Regions from separate parts of the Mus musculus genome. Here all the other regions are linked to region 4. The links are chromatin loops, found by intact Hi-C in ENCODE. Cell type or tissue: left cerebral cortex. All regions are shown on one strand. Region 1 overlaps Sptb (spectrin beta, erythrocytic). Region 2 has its middle 19 kb from the start of Gm10451. Region 3 overlaps Plekhg3 (pleckstrin homology domain containing, family G (with RhoGef domain) member 3). Region 4 holds the start of Zbtb25 (zinc finger and BTB domain containing 25). Region 5 has its middle 28 kb from the start of Gm10451. Region 6 holds the start of Max (Max protein).

Region 1 (4,000 bases), 220 kb after region 4:
CACCCAAAGCCCAGGCGTTGGGTCAGACAGACCTGGAATGAAGTCTGGGAACAGGCGAGAACCCAGCAAGTCACTAAACCTTCCTGATATGTCTGCTTGTAAGGCGGTACCCATGACCACTTTATGGGTGATCTGAAGCTTTTCAGAATAAGATAGGAATGTTGGCCGTTAGGATCCTAATCCTGCCAAACCCATCTGCCTCCCAGTTCTCCTGAGCTGTCATGGCCAGTGACTGTGTAGTCAGCCCGACCATCTCAAATACTCCTTTTCCTAGAGTATGGAGTTGTTCTCAGGATACCTTGGTGACCCTTAATGGGAAATTCTAGCTGCTTGCTGGCAGGCAAGGCCCCCCCCCCCCCCCCCCGCTACTTCCTCTGTTGTTTTCAGTAGGAATACTCCAGAGCTCCAGACAGGAGCAGGGGAACTGTGGCGACTGGGGAGAGCCCTTCAGGGCAGCTCAGACTTTGTTATGAAGCTCACAGAGCTTGATAATGGACTTGAGAAGGTGTCTTTGAAGTCACTAGCTAGGGCTGAGGACAACAAATGTTCCTAGTGGAAGGTCCTGGTAATTCATGGTAGGAGTTTTACAAAGATCTCACAGCTTTGTGAAGACTCTGAGGAAGACTTTACCTAGACCTGGTGAGCAGAAACAAAGCAGAAAGGGGGTTCTGATCCACTGAACAAAGTCCACAGGGAGTGAGAGGGAGCTGCCTCCTAGCTTAGTGTCAGTACTGCATGCAGTATGTCAGAGGTCTCTGGAATTCAGCTGAGATTAGAAATGTCCCCCGGGGTCTTTTACTAGCAGCTGGTGTCTCAAGGAGGAGGGGGACAGAGGTAGTGTTGGCAATGAAGACCTTATGAGGAAAGCAGGTCCCACCAGAGAAGGCTGGAGGTAGCAGGGACAGATGGAGTCCCCGCAAAGGGAGCCAAGAGGACAATTCTTGGACGTTTGGAGACTGTGAAGATGTCTTGGGGAGCAGCTGAATCAGCCAGTCCTACCAGAAATTAGAAAACTGGGATCCAGAAAGTTGAGGGACAACCTGGGGGTCACACAGTAGGTTAGCAGAGTCAGGGCAAGAGTCCACGCCATTATTTCTCTGCCCCCCAAGAAGGTCTTGCAAATTTGAAAGGGAGGCAAACCAAGCCCTTGAGGGTAGGCCTAGGCATGCAGGTGGTCAGGGAACCAAAGGAGCGCCCTGGGCTTAGCTCCAAATGGAATGGATTTGAGACCTGCAGTGCTGCTAAATGAGTTACTGCCTCTTTCTAGGCTTAGCAGCACCAAGGACTTCCCAGCAAACAGCTAGCTGAACGATGGCCCATCCAAAAATGGAGCCAGAGATCATGCTGGTGGATGCCTGGGGACAGAAGGACCAATGGTAGTGGTGGCACATGCCTTTAATCCCAGCACTCAGGAAGCAGAGGCAGACTGATCTGTGTGAGTTTGAGGCCAACTGGGTCTACAGAACAAGTTCCAGGACAGCCAGGGCTACAAACAGAAACCCTGTCTGTCTGCCTTCCTTCCTTCCTTCCTTCCTTCCTTCCTTCCTTCCTTCCTTCCTTCCTTCCTTCCTGCCTTCCTGCCTTCCTGCCTTCCTGCCTTCCTGCCTTCCTGCCTTCCTGCCTTCCTGCCTTCCTTCCTTTTCTTTTGAAAGGTTCCAAGGTTAAATAAACTAGGGAAGGGACAGGAAGAGGTGGCAGTTCCCTTGTTCTCCCTGGAAGCCTGCAGCGGTCTGAGGGGAGAGCCACTGCACTGTCAGGCAGAGGAGTCTCTGGTAGAAGTGCCAGAAGCCTCTAGTCAGGGCTCAGAGCTGCTTCTCATCCAGCAGAGGTGCATGTTAAAGACAGACAGGTTCTGCCTAGACACTGGGTGGAGGAGGTGGCCAAAGCCCCTGATGACTTCTATACACTCAGCCAGCAGGCTTTGATCATCAGGAACACTCAGGCTCTGCACCACTGAGGGTGTCCATCACAGGACATCACCCAGGGAGCCTGAAGGAGAATGTAGAGCTACCTGGAAGAAATTCTGGGGGTCAGGCTGGAAGGTAGTGCAGATGTCTAGGCCCTAAGAGGGGGCCAGCGGGCAGGGTGGGCCTGCAATAGGAGGACACACTGCCTGCGGTAGAGGCTGGTTTGCTGATTTGTTAAAACACACAAGAAGAGGTGTCTGATGGGAAGATGTGTGTACCAGCTGCTGGCACGATGTCTGAGAAGGGAATTGGCTGCTGATTGGGGGACATTATGGAAAGAAAAGACACTCAGAAGAGCCTTGTAGGACCTCCTGGGATTGAGGCTAAACAAGGAGAGACTCCTGGCTCCTGGGAGTCTTGGTGGAATCTTGACAGCCTTGCAAAGTCAAGTAAGTCACATAAGCTTGGCTTTTAAAGATGCATTTCCAGGATCAGCCAGCAGGGGGTGTGGGGGACTGCACACAGACCATTAATTCCACAGGCCAAAATACCCTGGCCCAGGACCACAGGGTCTTCCTAAAGATGCTCAGTGAATTACGATGGACCCATAAGCAAAAGAACCCTGCTGACAGAACTCTCCCTCTACTGTTAATGTTGGTGAGAGCCAGGGGCATGGATGGACCTCAGAACAGACTGCTTCATGTTAGCAGTGAGATGAGTTCTGGGACAGGAGCCTAGAACGTACATAGATGGAGTGTCAAGGATGGAGGCCTTGGGCTGGTTGCTGTCTACAACCGTGGTAATGTTAGAGTCCATATGAGGGAAGGTTCTTCTCAAAGATGAAGGGTTAAGGTAAGGATGACGGGACCTAACTGACCATGTGCTAAGCACCAAGTTCTCTATGCACATTCTGTCTCGCAAGCCTCACAGGCTCTCTGTTTTACAGATTACGGGGAACAGGAAATCTGCCCACAGCCATATATCTAACAATGGAAGGTAGAAGATGGGTCTGCTTAGCTCCAAACACAATGCTTTTTCTATTCAGTCCAGGTGTGTTTATGTGCGCATAATACCGTGACTGCTGAAGAAAGTATCACCTGTTGGGTTCCCAGTCTAAATGAGATGTGCCCAGCTTACATCAGGCATGTGGCCAATTTGTTAAGGTGGTATGATCTGCTCTCTTCTCTGCTGGAAATGGGATTTGCACCACAAAAGACACACTGCTAGATGCTTTAGGCAACCAAACAGTGCCAGGTGAGGGCAGGGTGAGCAGCAACCCTAGCAGTTCGGGATGTTTATTCTCCCCAGTGCCTGACGTCTTGGCCCCTGGGCTGTGACGGAGAAGGGTTGTCTAGATAGCTTGCGAAGGGTACCTGAAAACAGTTGTTTGCAAGAGAAGAGAAAGAATCCGTTTGCTGAGTCGAAAAGCAGCCAAAGACATGCATGAGACCACGGAGCCTTGGGGTCGACAGTTCCCCCAAAGGAGAGGCTTTGCTGAACCAGAAGTGTAGGGTGGAGAAGGAAAGGCAGACTGGCATATGGCAGGCCAGGAGATGGTGAGGGGCTGCCAGGAGTGGGATTTGGAAGCAGAGAGGCTCAATCCTACACTCCAAGGGGCAACTGTTGTCTACTGAGGAGCTTGGGCAAGATAGAGGGAATATGGTTCATGGCACTGGACAAAGCAAAGGGAAGTGGAGGCTTCTCTTGGACACAGGAGGCCGCCTGACCCACTGCCACCAGAGAGCAAGCGAGGTGGTTTTCAATGTGTATGACCTGTGAGCTGACTTTAGAGGCCTGGACCCTGGCACTGTCAAGTAGGCAGTTCTCCACCCACTTCCCAGGTGCTCCCGAATGTTAGCTGAGTCTCATCCTGAGTCCATCGGTATTGGGGGACAGGGGACTGGAGAACATAGAGCTTGAAACAAGAAACTTGGGGGAGACTTTGCAGCAGAAGGACCAGGCATTAGCATCTGGCATAGCAAAGAGAGAGCTGGCCACACCCTGCTGTGTGTAACGCCCAGAAAGAGAGAAGGTTTCTCTAGGGAGCCAGGGCACAGTGCCAGACTGCAGGCAGACACACCCTTGCCACGCTG
Region 2 (4,000 bases), 93 kb after region 4:
TGCCACCACACCATGCTTCCTGTCATGACGATAGTTTGATAGATACAAACCTCTGAATTGTAAACCAGGCCCAATTGAACGTTTTCCTTTATAAGAGTTGCCATGATCAGGCTGGAGAAATGGCTCAGCAGTTAAGGGCACTGACTGCTCTTCCGAAGGTCCTGAGTTCAAATCCCAGCAACCACATGGTGACTCACAACCATCCATAACGAGATCTGGCTCCCTCTTCCAGAGTGTCTAAAGACAGCTACAGTATACTTACATATAATTAATTAATTAAAAAAAAAAGAGTTGCCATGATCATGTCTCTTGACAGCAATAGAGACACTAAGGCAAGGGACACTTGTGTAGTTTCCTGAGGCTACAGCCAGGTCCCCACCTTCACAGGGGCACAGGTCTAATACAATGGTGCACCTAGTACAGGGTCCAAAATCAGAAGGGGATATGCAGAAAGCCTCAGTCAGTGTAATAGTTTGGAAGAGGGCAAAGCAAGAAGTATTTGAATAAACGTTCACGTTTATGGTCAGTAGACTTTGAGATTGTCATGACAGCTCTCTCGGGGAGTTCATGCAACCATCGAGTGTAGAAGTAACTGGATGCCAACATACAAATAAGAGAACTTAGATTTCTACTTCTCACAATACAGCAGAACTGAAGCATCATCTTTGTGTCTTTCTGTTGCTGCGATTAAACACCCTGAAATGAGCAATTGAAGCTAGAAATGGTTTATTTCAGCTCCCAACTTGAGGCATAGACTGCCATGTCTGGAAACAAGGCAATAGGAACCTGAAACAACAGCTCATGTCAGCTGAATGCATGATGCTGGTGTCAGTAAACACCCTGAAATGAGCAATTGAAGCTAGAAATGGTTTATTTCAGCTCCCAACTTGAGGCATAGACTGCCATGTCTGGAAACAAGGCAATAGGAACCTGAAACAACAGCTCATGTCAGCTGAATGCATGATGCTGGTGTCAGCTTGCCGTCTCCACTGTTATGCAGTCCAGGACCCTCTGCTGAGGGAATGGTGCCACCCACAGTGGGCAGGTAGTTCTACCTCAATAGTGAAATCAATATAATGCCCACAAGCTTGCCCACAAGCCCATGTGCCAGGGGATTTTAGAGTCTGTCAAATTGACAATTAAAACTAACAACCACACACATTTTGTAGATCTAAATACAACATCTGAAATTTATAAATCATAAACAGTCATAAGTTATAAGCAGTCATAAATCCTTGCTATTTTGGTTTATATAGTAGTGATTCCTGTGATATGATCCTGAAGCACAAGCAACCAAAAATGAATAAAAAAATAAACAAATAAATTGGACTTTTCCAAATAACAACCTTTTGAGGCTAGCCTAGTCTATACAGTGAGTTCTAAGCCAGCCAGATCTATACAGCAAAACCATCTCAAAACCAACCAACCAAACAAATAATGAAGTAACAAAATAACAACTGTGTGTGTGTGCGCGCGCGCACGTGCGCGCGCCTGCTTTAAAGTGTGTGTACCATGCTGTCTTTAGGGGGAAAGTCCTGGCAAGGTGGCCCAGAAATCAAAGTGTCTGCAGCCAAGCCTGAAGATCTGAGTTTGATCCCTAGGACCCATGTGGTGGAAGGAGAGAACCCACTCTTGCAAGTTGGCAAGTTGCCCTCAGACCTCATACATGAGCCATGCCATGTGAGTCCCACATACATAAACATATAATCATTCAACATTTTAAAAAATGGATATCAATAAAATTTGAAGACTACCAATAGAAATGAAAATATTTGCAAAACAAATGTTGAGGGGGACTTATATTGATACATATTAAAAGTATAACGACAATGAAAAGAAAAATAACCAAATTTATAATGTCGTGGGATGGGGCTGAGGTTTAGCTCAGGTTATATATTCTTAACACACTTGAGACCCCGAGTTCAACCCCCAACATGCGCTCGCGCGTACGCACACACACACACACACACACACACACACACACACACACACACACGATCTGTACATGGAAGGAAAACAATAGGAAGGGCATATGTCAGCTTTGTGACAAGCAGTCTCTGGGCAACCCCAAGCCTCTGCTGTATTTGCATTTGGTCTTGGGTGTCTGATCTGAGTCATTGCTGAACTTGAGCCAGCTTTTGTCTCCTCCCCAGCTTTCTTCTCTGATGTTTTCCCTAAGCTTGTGGCACAGGCCTGCCTAGGATCTTGGCCTGGGAGAAGAAGGGAGGAGAAAGAGATACAACACACATACGCAGATGAGCACGCGCACACACACACACACACACATACACATGCAGATTACCACACACACAGAGAGCAAGAGAGAGCCACTAGAAGGTTCTGCTCTCTCCACAGCATCTCTGCAGCGTCATCTGTACATACAGGACCTGCTAGGTACTACACTAACTCCTAAGAGGTGCTTCAGGTTTATCTTCCCAACATAGAAACTCCATGATTACTCCTGACTACAGGTAAGCACTATGTCACACCGTGCCACACAGTGAAGGACCGGAGACCATGTGACACTGCCCCAGTGCCTGGCTGTTCTAAGCACTTCCCCCATATTAACTTGTTTAACAGGACAGGTACTTTTATCTGTCCCAGGAAGCAAGAGCAGAAGGACACATGTTGTCCCAAAGAGGCCCCACTGCTAGGAGATAGTTGAGGCAGTCTGCTCCAGAGTTGGGGTTCCTACCATCACTGTACATTTAGAATCTCGACAAGGTGATAGGTACAGCACAGTTTTACTTGGTCCCTAGGTACAAAAGCCACTTAAATTTGTCTTGTTGGGAGAATTGGAGACCTACATAGAGCCAGACCATTTTAGTTCTGGGGCTGTGGAGATCCAAAGTCTGAAAATGACCCAAGCCCTTTTCCAGAAAAGTAAATAGTTGCATATGTAACTCTTGGGGTTTGTGGGCCCCCTGAAGTCCATGACAGGTTTGAGAACTTAAAAAGATTGGCTGGAGAGATGGCTCAGTGGTTAAGAGAACTGACTGTTCTTCCAGAGGTTCTGAGTTCAATTCCCAGCAACCACATGGTGGCTCACAACCATCTGTAATGGAGTCTGATGTGTCTGAAGACAGCTACAATATACTCATATAAATAAAATAAATGCATCTTGAGAGAAAGAAAGAGAGAGAGAGAGAGAGAGAGAGAGAGAGAGAGAGAGAGATTGGACCCAAGGTCTCCAGCTGTGTGAGTCTGGAGAGGGAAGCTGGACTTCTAGACACAGCCTGGCTGTGAGGCTGTGAGAGGCCATGTGGCCAGGGAGCACTGCTCCTTCCTGCGGCTTCTCTGCTTAGCACTGCAGAGATTAAACTACTCCCTTCCCGCTCCAAATCATCCCCTCCTGTTTCTGTACACATATATATCAAGAAAAGAAAGGCTTTATTGGGGATGATTTACCAGCATAGTATAAATCAAGAGACACGGCCAGCCTAAAGGAGTTACAGAATCCTAGAGACAAGGGGCTATAAATATAAACTGTTTCCAGTGTTCCCGAAGGGAGGCGTGTAAACGCAACTTCAGAGAAAAGAACAGATTGAAATCAACAACTGCTCCAGGGGGAGGCGGATGAGAAACCAAGCCGTAGGATGCACGGTGTGTTTCCTTTTTAAGCTCTCTTTGCTAACCTTGTTTTTATTCTTTGACAGTTTCATGCAGGTGTACAGTGTGCCTTGATCATACCCACCCACAGCTCTATGCGCCCCCATCCCTCACACCTCCTAACAGGCTCCCTTTCCCCCCACTTTACGCACCCCCATACACAGAATCCAATTAGCGCTGTCTGCTGGGATACTGGCTGCTCTTGTAATGACTTGATCTTCTGCAGGGGACCATAATTATATTTCCTTTTAAAAATAAATCAGGGGGCTGGAGAAATGGCTCAGAGGCTAAGAACCTTTACTGCTCTTCTGGAAGACCTGAGTTTAATTTCTAATACCCACATTGCAGCTCACAGCGATCTGCAACTCCAATTTCTGGGAATCTGAAGATC
Region 3 (4,000 bases), 180 kb after region 4:
ATTATGTAATGTGTAAACATCTTGGTGTGGACATATGTTAATGATTTACTCAAGACTAGGATTGTTGGGTCACATGGTAATCCTGTGTTTAATTAAAAGAAATCTTTGTGTATAAATGTGTGTATCTGTGTATGTGTGTAGGTATATGTTTGTGTGCGTGTGTACACGCATGTTCATGTGGGCGAGCGTGTGGAGGTCAGAGGACAATCTTGGATGTGAGTCCCTATCGTTGACTTTGCTTGAGAAAGAGTACCTTAGTCACTGCTGTGCACTCTGAGCTAGCTGACCTGGGAGTCCCTAAAGATTCACCTGCCTCTGCCTCTGCTTCCCAGTGACCTGACCCCACCAATACATCTTTTTTTGTTTTTGTTTTCTCGAGAGAGGGTTTTTCTGTATCGCCCTGGCTGTCCTGGAACTCACTCTGTAGACCAGGCTGGTCTCGAACTCAGAAATCCGCCTGCCTCTGCCTCCCAAGTGCTGGGATTAAAGGCGTGCGCCACCACATTCGGCTTTGCCAATAAATCTTATATGCCGATGCTCACTTACACTGACTATAAATGTGCAGCTTTATTTCTGTGCTCTCGGCTATATGCTCTGGGCTATATGCTCTGGGCTATATGCTCTTATGGGAGCCAGCACAGTGCGGTCCTGGTGTCGGTGCTTTTGGGGGGGGGGGCGGGGGGGGGGAGGGACAAGGAGAGCCAAATCTGCAGCCTGGGAGTTGCCTAAAAGGATTGCCATTTTTAACAGTGTTAAGTGCTCAGTATGGATAGACCACGAATGACTATCTGCTTGTTTGACGATCCTTAATTTCTTTCAACAGTATTTTAGTTTCTTGTGCCTTTTTTCTTTTATATTTTTATTATTTATTTATTTTTGAGACAGGGTCTCTCCACATAGCTCTGGCTGTTCTGGAACTTACTGTGTGGATCAAGATGGCACTGAACTCAGAGAAATTCATCTACATCTAGCCTTTTTTGCTTGCCTTAAAAAAAAAAAATTATGGGCTGGTGAGATGGCTCAGTGGGTAAGAGCACCCGACTGGTCTTCCAAAGGTCCGGAGTTCAAATCCCAGCAACCACATGGTGGCTCACAACCATCTGTAACAAGATCTGACGCCCTCTTCTGGAGTGTCTGAAGACAGCTATAGTGTACTTTCATATAACAAACAAACAAACAAAACAAAACAAAAAAATTGTTTATGGGGCTGGAAAGTTGGCTTAGGAGTTAAGAGCCCTGGCTGCTCTTCCAGAGGTCCTGAGTTCAATTCCCACACCTACATGGTCGCTCACATTATCTATGACTGTAATCCTGTGAGATCCAATGCCCTCTTCTGGTGTGCATACATGTAGATACAGCACTGTACAATAAAGTACATACATTAATAAATGTGAAAAAACTATGTGTGGGTGGGTGGGTGTGTGTATGGGTGGGTGGGTGGGTGGATGGATGGGTGGGTGGATGGATGGATGGATGGATGGATGGATGGATGGATTGGGGTGTCTAAGGTCAGAGGACAACCTGTAGTTCACTCCTTCCACTGTAGAGTGCAGAGGACTGAACTCAGATGCTCAGTGGGTACAGCAGCAAGTCATTTACCTGCTGACCCATCTCATTACTCCGGGTTGTCTTCTTAATTACGTTTTTAGATTTTTCATTGCTATTATTATTGTATAGGAACAGGTCTCATTATTTTTTAAAGATTTAGAGAGTGTGTGTGTGTGTGTCTGCGGGGGTGGGTATGCTCATGCTGTGGCCTGCATGTGGAGGTCTGAAGATTACCACCGGGAGTTGGTTCTTCTGGAACGATGTGGGTCCCAGGTCAACAGGTTTGGGAGAAAAATGCGTGAGCCATCTTGCTAGCCTCTTGCAAGTTTTGCATTGAGCTTTTTCTCTTCGTGGGATGTAGAGAGACAGGCTTCAAAGCAAGGCTCTGGTGCTTCAAAGCAAGCTATTGTGCAAATCTGTGCTTCCTCTGCGATGGGTAGGTTTGGGCTTGCCGTGAGTGGAAGTGGATGGTTGAGGTGGGGTAGAGGAGCAGCTTGCCTGTTTGGCTGCTTTTTACTGTGTATGTCATGTGGACACTTCACCCTGCTCTCTTCTACCTAACAACCCCCCCTTTCCCCACCACACCATTTTCTTCTTTTCTTCTTCTGCATGGCACTTAGTGCCATCCTGAAGTATACTGTTTATTTACTGGTGTGGCTGTCCTCCCTGCTGTCACCTAAGTTCAGTGAGAAGAAGCACAGTCTTGTATTCATGCTGCTTGGTCGCTGTGTCCCCAGCACCTAGCCTATAATTTATACTGAGATCAAACATGAGTGACCCTCTGCCTTTCCTGGGTGGTGAGCATGGGGGGGGGGTGGGGTGGAGGACAGGGACTGGTTTCTGGGGTCTCACATATGCCAAGTGAGCATTAAACTCCTGGGAAGTTAGGCCAGCTTTGGTTCTGTGGTATCAGCTACAGCCAGGCAGTGGACAGGTCAGCTGTACCCCAACCCCTCATTCTCAAGCCTACACCAGTGTCTCTGTCAGGAGGACACCTCTTTCCTCAAACACAGTCACCCACAACGTACCATCTGTGTCCACATCACCTACACACTCATTTACATCAGCCTTCTTCTGGCAAATCCTCACATAGCTGTCAGCACAACTGACGGGACCTGGAGGACACTAAGGGCGCAAACGTCTCGGACTTGCCGTCCGAGGTTGTAAGTGGGGTACATTGTCGGGACACTCACAGAAGCAGTTCGAGATGCTTGTGCCTCACTGAGTGCTGTGTGCAGACTACTACCCCGCTTCCCCGGAGTGTGTGGGCAGAAGAACACTGCTGTGTGTTTGCCTCTTCTGCTGGTCTCACAAGTGGTTTCTTTCTGGACGCATCTATGGGTGAGTTATGGGTTCCCAGATGACTCCGTTTGGGCCTCTTTCTGAGGTTGTCACACTGTGTGGGAACTTTTCCCCGGCAAAATGTTAACTTTTAAAAAGAGCAACAAAAAAAGGAGGTATCCCATGAGGGACTGTGGATTCCTCTCTGGCTCCATCTAGTCTCCTGGGTCCTGTGTGTGAGGAGGGGGAGGCGAGCTGTTGCTTGTGAATGGCTTGCTCAGGAATCCTGGATTCCAGCAAACCCTGCCTTCCACCTCGCTAGCCACATGGCCTCCAGTCGGAGTCGGGGGTGGGGGTGGGGGGTGTTGTGAAATTACATAGCGAATGTGTCACCTCGGTGCCTGGGTCACCCTCGTAAAATGTGGCCTGCGATTTTCGTTTGCTATCTGGGAACAGCTTGTGCCTCAGTGTTCCTGACCAGAAAAGCAGGGATAATTCTGCTGTCCACCTGTGTCCCACCTTCCAACTTGCAGCCTCGAGGACCGAAGGGTTAATAGCCTCAGGCTTCGAGGGCCTGAGTGGGGGAGGTGCCCCACAAATGGAGTATTGTTGTGTTGTTGACTGATCTGGCTTTGTTTGAGTCTTCAGTGTTTGACTTCCTGCACTTAGTACCCCATGTGCTTAATCTCTGGAGAGATTTGTGGTCTTCTTCTGCAAGGTGCTTACCTCCTGGGGCTGGGGCCTGGGTCCTCCCCCATCCGGAGCCTTCTAAGTTTTGCGGGGAAGGTACATTTTCATGGCTAAGGCCCCCCAGCAATCAGGAATGAGAGAAATGCAGCAAGTGTGACCCACACGCGGAACTGGTTCTGAATAGGACCGTTTATTGAAGAGGTTTCAGCAGGAGGCAGCGGGCGCTTTAATTCCCGAGGTTGTTGGTGGCAGTTCGTTGCTTGCCCAGCCCGAGCCTGTTAACTGCTGGGCTGCCGAACTCCGGAGAGAATGCCGCTCCCCAGTCCCTGGCCACCTTCCCGGGACTGCTCTCTGTGTTGGGATGGGAGCCCTTTTGAGGAAAGCGGTAGGTAGCCTCTGAGACCCGGCCAAGGGTGGCTGAGTGGGGTGCAGCTGGGACTCTGAACCTCGCCTGGCAACCTCTGGGGAACATGAGCAGCCA
Region 4 (4,000 bases):
ATAGTACTGGGCATGACAGTCTAGTGTGTGGTGGGGTAGGTGGGGGTCTTCTTGCTGACCACCCAGGATGTCTCATTGCTCCCTAACTGAATCCCAGCCATCTTGACTATTTCACACCTACTCATCCCACCCCCAAGTCAGGCAGTGGCTATGTACCTATATCTAGGTTGCTTCAAGAATGATGCCTAAACCTAAGGCCGAGACACGTGGCCAGACCAGGGGGCATACACTCTTAGTTCCTGCGAGTGAGAGCCCGACCTAAGATCCATTGCTACTTCTACACTAGCCTGGGCTATCAACTTGAGAAGTCCTGTAAACCTGATGTAATTTTAATCACTTCTGGAGTATACACTGTCCAAAGCAGGATAAACTGGCACTGCAGTCCTGAGGCTAATTATGAAAGGTGCAGAAACTTTGATCGGGCAACACTCTGCTTCTTAGGCCGGGTGTTAGCTGTGAAATGAGGGATGGACTCGATATTTAAGGTCCTTTTCAGCTGAAAAACTCTGATTCTAAGATGTACTTCAATTCTGTCAATCGACAGCTCTGCAGCTTTTGAAGGACTTGCTGGAGTCCCTCGAGGAAGAAGGCCAACTTTAATCCCTTAGAGGGAGATGGGAGTTAATTTATAAAACACACAACACTAGCTGCTATCAGGTTCCAGGTACAGCGCAGTGCGTTACCTAAGCAACTGATAACGGCTTGATTCCTCCAAATGAGTGCTAGGGAGACGATGATATAAGATGGGGGCCAGAATTCAAAATGAAAAACCACTGGGCTAAGAGAAAAATTAATTATTAGGGTAGGGGGCTACTTGCCCTAGATGCTAGGTACTCACAAACTGGATGGGGGAGGGGAGAGTGAGGGCTGCGCAGCCCGATCTGGACACCCGCCCACTTGCTAGAGCCTGGAGGCCTGACGCGGCCGCCCAGGACCCGGCTGACACAGACGGATTGAGGCTTCTGCGCCCGCTCGGAGCCCGGCCCGCAGCGGGAATGGGCTCTAAGGCTGTGCGGCAATCGCGCGCGCCATCCCGCCCGCGTTAGGCCCCGGCGGCCCACGGCCAGGGGCGGCTCCGCGCGCCCAGCACTCGCTCGCCGTTGCTAATGTCCTCCTTGGGCCCTGACTGACATCTCCAACGGACCAAAAACAGCACCCCTCTCCCCGGCTACTTGCATCTGTCCCGCGACGGGTGCAGCTGCAGCCGCCGCCCGGGCGGCTCGCGGCGGGAGGGACTGAGCCCGGAGCAGCCCACAGGGGCAGGGCCGCGTTGCTTACCCAGACTCCGCCGCGGCGGCGGACTGGCGGGCGGGCTTCTCTGTGCGGGAGGGGCGGGCTCCCGCGCGGCGCACACCACGCGGCTGCGCCCGCTCACGCACCCGGCGGGCTGCTCTCGCGCGGCTTCCCGCGCCCGGCCCACGTGACCGGACTGCCGGGAAGCGAGCGGCACCCCGGCTAGTGTGCGTGCCTGCCTGCGTGCGTGCGTGCGTGCGCGCGCGCCTGCCTGCCCGCCCGAGTGGCCAAGGCGGGGGTCGGCCCCGCGCTCCGGGCGCGCCTCTGCCACGGTCCCCAGTCGTGACTGGAGGCGGAAGTGTGGGGACAAGTTCGAGCGTCACTGGCTCCCCACACGTCTTGGCGTGACCTGGGAACTTTCCCCGGCGTGTGCAAAAAAAAAAAAAAAAAAAAAACCCAAAAAACAAAAAAAAACCACGGGTGCCCCCTCGGCCCTGGGTGGGGACGGGCAAGGATGCACCGGCGTCTGGCGCGGGAGGGGGACGAGGGCGCGGGGCAGGCAGCCACATGCGGCGGGAGCCAGGGAGGGAGGCGGGCCGGGCGGGGCATGGCGGGGGAAGTGACTCAGGCCCGAGGCTGGCGGGCCCACGCGAAGAGGAGTCGGGGGGCACGGAGGACCCCGAGCGGACAGGCTTTAGGCTGGACGGGACGAGAGTGTCACCCCCCCCTCCAGGCGTCCAGGGTGGAGCGCGGGGGCGGGTCCAACTGCGGGGCCCTGCGGGACAGGGGTCTGACATCTGGGTAGAGGGCGATCGGCATCCAGCCCTGGGGGAGTCGGGAGGATCCCAGTGGCGTCCAGCTGTGCAAACAGGAGGAGGGCCAAGCCGACTCCGGGGAGAGGGGCGACAGTGCTGCTCCAGCCGCCGCCGCCCGGGCGCCCGCGCTGCGGGCAGTGCCAGCCTCCCCGGCCCGACGCAGAAACTTGTTGCAACCAACAGGCGACCGCGGGTGCCCCTAGCCGCCAGCGGCGGAGTGGGTGGGCGGGCGAGAGGGAGGGGAAGGCTGGCGGACGCCGCCGCGAACTGGTGGGCAGACCCGGAGTCGCCGCGTAAGCGGGGCCGGCTCAGTGCGGTGCGGCAGGCGCGGCTGTGCGGCAGCGGAAGTCCTTTGTTGCAGCGCAGTCCCTGGCAGAGCCCGGAGTGTCTCGGCGCAGCCCAGCCGAGCGCCGCGCGCCGTCAACTGCAGCCCGCAGCCCCTCGCCTCCGCCCGCCTTCCCAGCGGCTCCGCTGCCCTCAACTCCATAAAACCTCCGCAGCCGCGCGTCCCACCGCGCCCGGTGAGTAGCTGCCAGTCGTCGGGGCCATTTGCGCAACTTTGGCCGAAGCTGGGCCACGGGCCTGGCGGAGTGCGTGGCCGAGGCGGCGCCGACCGGTGCGGGGAGCCGGAGCGTGGAAAGCGCGCGGCGAGGAGCCGGTGGCGGGGGTCTGCCGAGCGGCTTCGCTCGGGGCCGGCCGTCAGTCCGGTGCGCGCGGCCTCTCCGGGTTCCGGACGAATCCCCTCTCCAGACGACTTCCCAAATTACTTCTTTTCCCTTTATTTTATTTTGTGCTGGGGGGGTGGGGGGAGGGGAGGTGGAGGCGGGAGGCCGCGCTTGATTGACGGGCCCAGAGCGCGCTTCGCTAACTTCCAGCTGCGGCTGGGCGGCCGGTGGGAGGGGAGCGTCCCGGAGCCGGAGGCCGCAGACTTGGGCGCGCTCCGAGGGAGGAGGCGGCTGGGCCGCGCGGATTCCTGCTTCGCTCTTTCCCACCCCCGCTCCTCAGCACACACGCTTTTTGTTCGGGTCCAAAGTGGTAGGTCTCGGGGGTTTGGGGGGTTTTCTGTGTACGAGATCCTCCCCCCCGCCCCCCGAGTCCCGAGAAGAAAGTGCTTTTTGCCTCCAGTGGTGGGCGCTTACAAGTAGAAGTTCTGGTGGAGGCGGTGAGCTAGTTGGGTGGCGATCTGGAGTCCTTGCTGCTGAAGCGTGCAGGCGTGGATCTGGGCTCAGCCGCCGCTCCCAGGCTCCCTTTCCACCTTAGCCACTCGTCCACGTGATCTGAGGGCTTGACAAGACATTTTCCAACTCGGACGGGTCTAGAACAGGTTAATGAAAGTCCTTGTTTTCTGGGGATAGGGTTTTGTATGTGTGTGATCATGTTCCCAAATCGAATGTCGCTGTGACGGTACATGTAGATTCTCCACTGGTCAGACTGTATTTCCGTACAGTATGAATCGCTGCGGCAACATTTTCCCCTTTGACACTGGAATCCACAAAGCGTTCCAAGCATTTCCCCCCGACCCCCACCCCGTTTTGAGACAAGGTCTGGCTAGGTAGCCCAGGATCGCTTGGATATAATTCTCCTGCCTCAGGAAATCCTAAATTTTGGGGTGATAGGCTTGTTCTGAGGCTTTCCAAGACCACTTAGAATTTCTTGAGCCGAAGTTTGAGGCACCCTGAAGTCGACTGGGGAAATCGATGTAGTTCTTATGACTGTTTTAAAGCAACCATGTTTTTTAAAAGGTATAAAATAGGTTCTCTGGAATTTTGTCACCTCAAATGGATATGATCTGGAGAAATGGAAAGAATGAAGGTACAAGAGGCTGAAGCCCAAATGATGGATGGATGGTCAGTTGCCTAGAACTGTAAAACTTCCCTTTTGAATCACTATCCCCTAAAGTCTCAGTAATACTGAGTGGCATTGGTAGCTGCATGGGGTTTCTTCCTCTTAAA
Region 5 (4,000 bases), 100 kb after region 4:
TAACTACATTTAGCTCTGTCTGCCTACTGATAACATGGTCTGATATAAGGAGACGTGTATCGATACAGTCCTGAGTCTAGCCATCTGGTAGCAAACAAAGGGGAGGCTTACTAAAGTAACGTTTGCCCCAGCATTTCAGAGCATCTTCAGCCTGACGCTGACTCCTTCGTCCAGTAACAGAGGGGATGTTTGAGGGTACCCGATTAGAAAGCAAACATTTTACTTTAAAATTAATATGGGGCTGGTGTGGGAGGGGAGGAAGGGAAGGTGATAGCGCAAGGCTAGCCTGGGCTATACAGAAAAACCCTATCTCAGAAAATGAGTTGGTTTGAATGATTGCCCTCCCCCATAGGCTCAAATATTTGAGTGCTTAGGGAGTGGCACTAGGTGGTGTGGCCTTGTTAGAGTGGCTGTGGTCTTGTTGGAGGAAGTGTGTTACTGGGGGGTGGGCTTTGCTATTTCAGAAGCTCAAGTCAGACTGTGCGGCTCTCTTCCTGGAAACTCTCGGCTCCTCCAGCACCATGCCTGCCTGTGTGCTGCCATGCTTCCTACCACGAGGATAGTGGACTGAACCTCTGAACCTGTAAGCCAGCTGCAATTAAATGCTTTCCTCTGTGAGAGTTGTCTTGGTCATGGTGTCTGTTCACAGCAATAGAACCTTAACTAAGATAACAAACAAAACGCAAGTCATCAATTAGTATGAGTTTGCGCGTAAGCTGTTTGGGGGGGCAGGTATTAGAAAAATTACCGCAGGGCATTGGTGGTGCACACCTTTAATCCCAGCACTTGGGAGGCAGAGGCAGGCAGATTTCTGAGTTCGAGGCCAGCCTGGTCTACAAAGTGAGTTCCAGGACAGCCAGGGCTACACAGAGAAACCCTGTCTCAGAAAAAAAAAAAAGAAGAAGAAGAAGAAGAAGAAGGAGGAGGAGGAGGAGAAGAAGGAGGAGGAGGAGGAGGAGGAGGAGGAGAAGGAGGAGAAGAAGGAGGAGGAGAAGAAGAAGAAGAAGAAGAAAAGAAAAATTACCACAACGTTTCTCAGCATATTAATATAATGGTTATAGAGCCTCCTAACTCACTCCCTTGTTCCCATGGTATTATGCACAATTTCAATACCTTGTTATTATATTTTACATTTACAGTAGGAAGCTCTTTAAAACCTGATTGTCTTCAAAATTAAAAGAGTATATCGCCCATCCTAGGACAGTAGCTGCTTTCTTGGACCTCAGGCAAAGAGCTGGTGAAGCCCCTCTTGGTCTGCAATGTCTTTCTCGCAGCAAGCAGTTGTCACTTTGAGTTAGTCATTGACAGGACTATCTTCTCCAGAAATGTGATTGGTTCCTTCATGAGACCCATAATAAAGATGGACAGGCCCAGGCTGGAGCAGCCCTGGGATGTGCACTGGAAGTGGAGCAGGGAACCGACCTGCAGTTGATGGGGCAGGTGACTGGGGTGGGACTGAAGTGTATCTGGATGAACAGATCTATGGAGAAGGTCACATACATGGGAGTTTAGGCAGCTGAGGGCATCCAGCAGGCAGGAAGGAGGCCCCTGTTCCCGACCCTGTCATTTTCACTAAGGCCTAATTTGTTTTTAACCAAAATGTTAAAAAAAAAAAAAAATCATGTGTATTCTGGCTTGGTAGCTCAAGCCTCTAGGACAGGTAGATGTTTGTGAGTTCAAGGCCAGCCTAGTTTACATAGTGAGTTCCAGGACAGCTATGGCGAAAGTAGAAAGACCATGTCTCTAATTAATTAATTATAAAATTATGTGTAAATGGACAAAATTATAAAACTGAGGGCTAGGGGAGTATTTCAGTGGTAGAGCACTTACCTAGTATCCACAAGGCTGTGGGTTCAATCCCCCCCCACACACACACACAAAAATGCAAGCAGGTGCTATGGTCTACTTCCATAAATCTGTCTTCTCATCTCTAGGCATCTGTGGAGAGAATTCCATGGGTTCTGCTGCTGCTATGGGAAACACTGCCACCTGCTGGGCATCTTTACAATGTCAGCATACTCCGTTTTCTACCCCCACAACCAATCCTCCCCCACCATCCCACCCCACCCCACCACCACCACCCCGAGAGTGAGAGGATCTAACGGCTGGCTTTCATAGTGGCTTCCGGGAGAAGTTATTCAACTGACCAGAATGTAGACATTATTCAGCTAGGAGTTCATTTCATGTAACCATGGTGGTTACTGTTTTAAATGAAAAATGTAACCCTTGCTTCCTGACAGAAATCCACTTTTTCCTGACAGTTATATTGCCTCCAGACAAATGAAAGCCACAGCTGGGCATGAAGGCACATACTTGAAATCTCCGCATGCAGGAGGCTGAAGGATCACAAGGTCAAGTCCAGCCAAGGCGACATAGCAAGACTTGAGATGGCTCAGTAGTCAGGAGAACCTGTTGTTCTTACAGTGGCCCTGAGTACTTTCCCAGAACCACATAGTGCTTATACCTCCAGAGGGTCCCATACCCTCTTCTGATCTCCTTAGCCACCTACATACATTCAAGTGCACATAAAATATAAAAACATACACATAAGTAAAAAATCAATAAATATTTTTAAAAGAAATAATTGCAACCAGAAAGACAATATTAGATTCAATAAGCAAGACATTTTCCTAGACTTTTCCTATATGGTTGTAGGACATGGGGCAAGCCTTAACTTAGTAATAACATCTACTCCGTATTGTTATAAAAACTAAAAACTTGTGGCACATAAGTTTGATAAGTTGCTGCTTTTATTCAAGCACGATAACCTATTGATCCATTATGACAAACAAGCCCCTTTGGTCTCTTTGAAAGGGGGGCCCAGCCCTAAGTGAGGTACAGACAGTGGAAATCTTCCCTTACAGTCCTACCTTCCTGTTATTCCAGAATTACCATTCTCTGCTGCCACCCTTGGTTTCAGGAAAACAAACAGAAACAAACAAAACAAAACAAAACAAAACAAAGCAAAACAACCTCACACCCTGGGACACACACTAAGAATTCCGATGTGTGTATCTGAAACAACCCTAAAGGTCCACAGAGGAGGAGAAATGGCCCAAGGCCCATTGGCCCTTGGAGGTCAGTTTGCTTTCAACACTTTTATTTCTGGTCTAAGAATTTTTGGTTTAGGCTACTGATTAAAGCTCCTGTGTGAGCCGGGCGTGGTGACACACACCTTTAATCCCAGCACTGGGGAGGCAGAGGCAGGCAGATTTCTGAGTTCGAGGCCAGCCTGGTCTACAAAGTGAGTTCCAGGGACAGCCAGAGCTACACAGAGAAACCCTGTCTCGAAAAACCAAAAAAAAAAAAAAGGTTAAGTGATTCTGCAGCAGGTGAGAGAGAGAGAGAGAGAGAGAGAGAGAGAGAGAGAGAGAGAGAGAGAGAGGAGTGTCAAACAGGAACTAGATTGGTCACACAGATTGTGGTCTTGGAGAAGTGGAGAGGCCCAGAGAATTGGTTCTCTTCTACAACCATGTGGGTCACCATGATGACTCTCAGGTGGTCAGGCTTGGCAGCAGAGAGAGAGAGAGAACTGTTTGCAAGCTCAGCCTGTCAAACATCTGCCAAGAAGATCGAGAAGAGAAGAGGAGGCTGGAGATGGGGGAGGCTGGGGGAAAGGAAAAAGGAAGTTCTCCAGGGGATCCCCTCGACTTCCTCTGCCCCCTCTCCATGCTGGACATGACGTGGGAACATGCAGTCTGACCTGAGGCCTCAGATAGCTCTGGAAGGCAAAAACTCACTCAGGCCTCCCACAAGGGCGGTTCAGACAATGGAATATCCTGCTCCAGGTGCAAATGGCTCCCTAACGTCTGGCCATGGCGTGAGAACATTCACACGCCAGCCTTCTCCTTCGTCTGCAGAAACACGATTCACACAGAGCTCACGGTGGAAACAGGTGTCTTCATATGGTGGATTAAAAAGACTTCATTCTGGAGTATTCTGACTCTGGAAGTCATTGAAACAAACACTGCAGGCATCTACCCAAATATAATCAGGGTCT
Region 6 (4,000 bases), 590 kb after region 4:
TGAGGTTCCAGGGATAGGGCTCAGCCCTGAAGGAAACAAAAAGATCTGGCAGCACCGGGCAGCACCGATCACTCTCAGGTAGCAAGCAGCAGGGGCAGGTGGCTACGGACTTTTTAGAAGGGGTGTACATCCTCACCTCTTCCTTCCACCCTTGACTAGCTGTTACCTGGTCCTCACGGGTAATGAGGACCTCACTCCATTCTCTTTCCCTACCATTTCCAACCATCAAATATTCCATCTCTCTCTCTCTCCTCTGGTTGTATTCTGAGTCTATTCCTTCTCTCCTCTCTCTCTCTAATCTATGCCTATTTACTCCTAAGTCTCAGACTCCAGACAAGAAAGCATGGGGTCAACCCAAAGCCAGAAACACCTACAAAAAAACCCCATTAATATAAAAAAATCTAATAAGTTACTGATAACATTATATGGATGCATCCATCACCTTTCAGCAAAGCTGTCTCTAACAGTGCCACTCTTCAACATTTTTTTTCTTCTCAAATGGAAAGTCAAGACCACAAAAAGCTGTGCCACTTTCAATATTTAACTTCTAGCGCCTCTCTTTTTTCCATTGTCGTTTTTTGGGGAATATCATGCTTTTCTAGATCCTAGGAGTCTGCAGTAGTCACATGACCTTGGCTAAAGGCGATTATTACATGTGCCTGCAACTTCACACAACTATGGAGATACTGCTTAAAGTTTACCTGCTCCTAAATAAAACCTAGCCAGTTTGCTCTGAAATAACACTACCATTCACTTCAGAATGCCCTTCCATTTCTCACATATCTCCGCCGCACTGAACACTACAGAACAACTCAGTTCACAGCACAGGCCTCCTCACTTGCCTGCCTACCTACCTACCTACTCACTAGAATCTACCACCTGAATATCAAGAATCATGTGGATTTGCAACGCCCCCCTCCTCCAACCCCAACAGACTCAACCTCACCTTAGCGGTTAAGAGGAGTTTACAAGAGTATTAAAAGTAATAGAACGATCTCTTTTTCTGACTCCAAAAAGAACCAAAACTGAACGGAAATGAAAATGAAATGGAGAGTAGGAGACGTACCGCAGATTGAAACCTCGGTTGCTCTTCCTGGAATAAGAGAGAGAGAAAAATAGAAAATACAGAAGTTATTTTCACACTTCGAATTCAATAATAAGAAAGAAAATGCCGGCGGCGGAGGAAGCAGCGGGTGGGGAGTCAGTCTGACACCCCTCCCTCCCTCTTTCCCCTTCCACTCTCTCCAGCGAGATCCCGTAGCCTAGTTGGGGGGGGGGGGGGGGGGGGTTTCAGGCACTGCCCCTCCTTCTGGGATCCGAACCGGACAAGAGGGATCCGGAACACTGCCTGCTCTCCCTCGATCCCTCTAGGGCGTCAGAGCACTCCCAGCCCCTTCACCCCAAGGATCAACCGGTCACAGGAGGAGGGAGCTCATGGACCCAAAGAGCAAGAGCTGAGCGCTGGTCTCCTTGCCCAGGATCCGGAAGGATAATGGGATCCCCAGCCGGGCAGAGCGGAGAGGGAGGCCTCGACACCCTCCTCCACGGGAGAATGTGGGGGTCCCAGAGGCCGCGTGTCTGCTCCCACCTTCAGTCCCAGGAGGCCTCTCCGGACAGGACTGGAGGGGAGCGAGCCTGGAGCGCGACGCAGGCGGTCCCGGCCCCGGGGGGAGGGGGAGAAAAGGACGGAGGCGGCGGCGACCCGACCCCCTCCCGCCGTCGCCCGGCTGAGAACCCTTGCCGCTGTCCCCGCCTGACAACCCGAACGGAAAGGAAGAAGCCCCAGGACTCACGTCGCTCTCCACCTCGATGTCATCGTTATCGCTCATTTCCTACGGCCCAGGGAGCGGCCACTGCAGCGGCGGCCGGGGAGGGGAGGGGTGGAGGGAAGGGGGAAGTCACCGACAACAACAAGCCGAGTGCCCCCACGCACACACTCACTCACTCGCTCACTCACTCACACACACTCACGCACACACAACACGGGCGACAACCACCTCACTGCAGCACCGGATCAACGGCGGCACGCACGCCCGATCGGCCCCCTAACACGTGACCGGGCTCACCGCGCCGGGGTAGCTGAGACTTGTAGTCCTCGAGCGTCGGATGGGCGAGTGAGAGAGAGCCAGAGAAACTACAAATCCCATCAGGAACCGCACACAGGCTTCGCCAGACTCGCTTGTTGACAGAGCTCAGGGCGCCTGCGCCCCGGGTGTTGGCAGCGAGAAGTGGCGCGGTGCCTCCCGGGAGATGTAGTCCACAGACCGCGAGTTGTCAGGAGATTTTCCTCCCCAGGCGGCGGAGAGGCTGCTGGGAAGACAGGACACGTGGAGGGAGCTGGGCTCCTGGAGCCGGCCACAATTCCGAGCTCTGGGCGCCCGGCCCAAGGGATTGGGTGGAGGCTCGGGGGTTTGGGGGCGGGGGGAGAGAAACTGGCTGCCAAAATAACACTGTCTCTTCTTGGCTAGACTGCTTTTACATTGTCTCGTTTAATGCTTGAGTCGCTCCACTTGCGCCCTGGGGCGTAACCCTCCCGGGAAGGAATCACGCTGTGGCTGACCAGGGGGCGCGGTCGAGATGCCCACGCGGGCCCTCTGTTATCTGGGTTTAAGGTGTTAAGAGACATTACGGGACAAACTAAAGGACCGATTTCGCCGGGTGTCCTTCATCTCAAGAATCTTGCTTTCATTTGTCCGAGAGAACTGTCCTTGCTGGGCTTGAGTGTTTACAAAACCTCTCGTAGGTGCAAGTAAAACCTACCTTCTGTTTGTTGTAGCCGGAGCAGATTAGGGAGTGCCCCAGTTTATAGAGAACTTTAATTAACTGCAAAAAGAATCAAAACGGGAAAGTTGTGCAGCTCCCTGTCCAGTTAAGGTCATACATAATGCAACGAGGTATGAAGTGTAACTACATTGTCCCCACCCGCATTTAGCTAAGTATCTAATATGTGGCAGCCCAGGAATGGCATGATGTGTCCCCTCAAAGACTTCACAGCTTTGAAAGCAAAAACCGGACTACCCTGTCACCATTTTCAGTGTGCACCAGGTCCTCAATGAAACAACAAACAAACAAACAAACAAACAAACAGTAATAATAAGGTCATCTGAGAAATTAACCAGACTACCACTTTACAATTGATCTTCAAAATGAGTGCGGTCTTGAGTTTGATTTATGAGTTAATGTTTTTTGAGTAAAAAATCATTTAACCCCTGACTATTGAGTGCAGAAACTTGGTGGTGTAATACAATCTTTCTGACACCTAGCCCAGGCTGGCCTTAAATGTCCGTGTGGCCAAGCCTAGTGATGAGAACACAGTCATAAGCAGACACTGACTCGTAATAGAAGTCAAGGGCTGTAAGGGAGACAAAGATGGTAAGAGGGTTTTTTGTTTGTTTGTTTGGTTGGTTGGTTGGTTTTTCGAGACAGGGTTTCTCTGTGTAGCCCTGGCTGTCCTGGAACTCACTCTGTAGACCAGGCTGGCCTCATCTCTGCCTCCCAAGTGCTGGGATTAAAGGCATTTGCCACCACTGCCTGGATAAGATAGTAAGAGTTAACTGGATACCAGAAGTAGAGACAATGGATGATCACCGCAAACCCTCCTTATATATCTACCTGCAATGTGCAATGTGCAGAGTGCATCCTTAGCTGCAAGTTAGTTTTTTGGGGGATTAAAAAAATATATCTCATGCCTGTTCCATGCCCCTCCTCAATGAAGTCAAAGCCTTTGGGAGGTGGGTAGGATCAGTAAAAGACAGTTTTTAATGATCTTCAGGTGGTTCGTATGTGCAACCTAGAGGATGCCAGGATAAAGGCAAGCTTTCACTGAATTATATACTTTGAAAGAGTGGGCTTTATGATTGATATGTTAATAATTATGCATCAACAAAGCTGTTATAAAAATAATCTTCGCTCACATGGCTAAAATCTAAGAAGTAAATTATAAAAACACTGTAGGGAAAGCGGATATGCCAAGCAGATTGTACAGCAGCAAGCGATATGA

What was found. Peaks named below come from ENCODE experiments on the same cell type or tissue, not always from the same donor. Only the 100,000 strongest peaks of a DNase experiment are listed, where the experiment ranks them.
Region 1: a loop joins it to region 4, with 2.8 times the contacts of the local background. A loop is called at or near these places in 7 of 42 quality-filtered maps.
Region 2: a loop joins it to region 4, with 3 times the contacts of the local background. A loop is called at or near these places in 8 of 42 quality-filtered maps.
Region 3: a loop joins it to region 4, with 7 times the contacts of the local background. A loop is called at or near these places in 2 of 42 quality-filtered maps.
Region 5: it touches region 4 in a loop (3-fold over the local background); 9 of 42 quality-filtered maps call a loop at or near these places.
Region 6: it touches region 4 in a loop (7-fold over the local background); 2 of 42 quality-filtered maps call a loop at or near these places.

The regions. Positions count from the first base shown.
Region 1 is chr12:76,590,000-76,593,999 of GRCm38, forward strand. The region is part of intron 32 of Sptb (spectrin beta, erythrocytic); the gene reads right to left. Among named protein-coding and RNA genes, the nearest start is that of AI463170, 44 kb to the left of the region's middle. In left cerebral cortex, a CTCF peak has its summit at 2,425 (motif pointing right); DNase peaks (open chromatin) are centred at 2,133 and 2,464; H3K27ac peaks cover 636 bases.
Region 2 is chr12:76,461,455-76,465,454 of GRCm38, forward strand. No RefSeq gene overlaps it. Among named protein-coding and RNA genes, the nearest start is that of Gm10451, 19 kb to the left of the region's middle. In left cerebral cortex, no CTCF peak of the experiment used is centred here; DNase peaks (open chromatin) are centred at 2,154 and 3,540; H3K27ac peaks cover 292 bases.
Region 3 is chr12:76,543,283-76,547,282 of GRCm38, forward strand. All of the region lies in intron 1 of Plekhg3 (pleckstrin homology domain containing, family G (with RhoGef domain) member 3), which reads left to right. It overlaps AI463170 (expressed sequence AI463170), which reads right to left. Exons shown (of 3, transcript NR_046044.1): 3 at 3,690-3,889. Among named protein-coding and RNA genes, the nearest start is that of AI463170, 2.6 kb to the right of the region's middle. In left cerebral cortex, no CTCF peak of the experiment used is centred here; DNase peaks (open chromatin) are centred at 2,063, 2,620, 2,768, 3,047 and 2 more places; H3K4me3 peaks cover 699 bases; H3K27ac peaks cover 2,346 bases.
Region 4 is chr12:76,368,162-76,372,161 of GRCm38, forward strand. It overlaps Zbtb25 (zinc finger and BTB domain containing 25), which reads right to left and starts at 1,399. Exons shown (of 3, transcript NM_028356.2): 1 at 1,279-1,399. It overlaps Zbtb1 (zinc finger and BTB domain containing 1), which reads left to right and starts at 2,359. Exons shown (of 2, transcript NM_178744.3): 1 at 2,359-2,569. In left cerebral cortex, CTCF peaks have their summits at 2,254 and 3,177; DNase peaks (open chromatin) are centred at 224, 940, 1,408, 2,288 and 2 more places; H3K4me3 peaks cover 4,000 bases; H3K27ac peaks cover 3,586 bases.
Region 5 is chr12:76,470,262-76,474,261 of GRCm38, forward strand. No RefSeq gene overlaps it. Among named protein-coding and RNA genes, the nearest start is that of Gm10451, 28 kb to the left of the region's middle. In left cerebral cortex, a CTCF peak has its summit at 1,983 (motif pointing left); a DNase peak (open chromatin) is centred at 1,980.
Region 6 is chr12:76,960,197-76,964,196 of GRCm38, forward strand. Max (Max protein) reads right to left here and starts at 2,052. Exons shown (of 4, transcript NM_001146176.1): 1 at 1,794-2,052. The coding sequence starts at 1,829. In left cerebral cortex, a CTCF peak has its summit at 2,181; DNase peaks (open chromatin) are centred at 956 and 2,159; H3K4me3 peaks cover 2,164 bases; H3K27ac peaks cover 1,270 bases.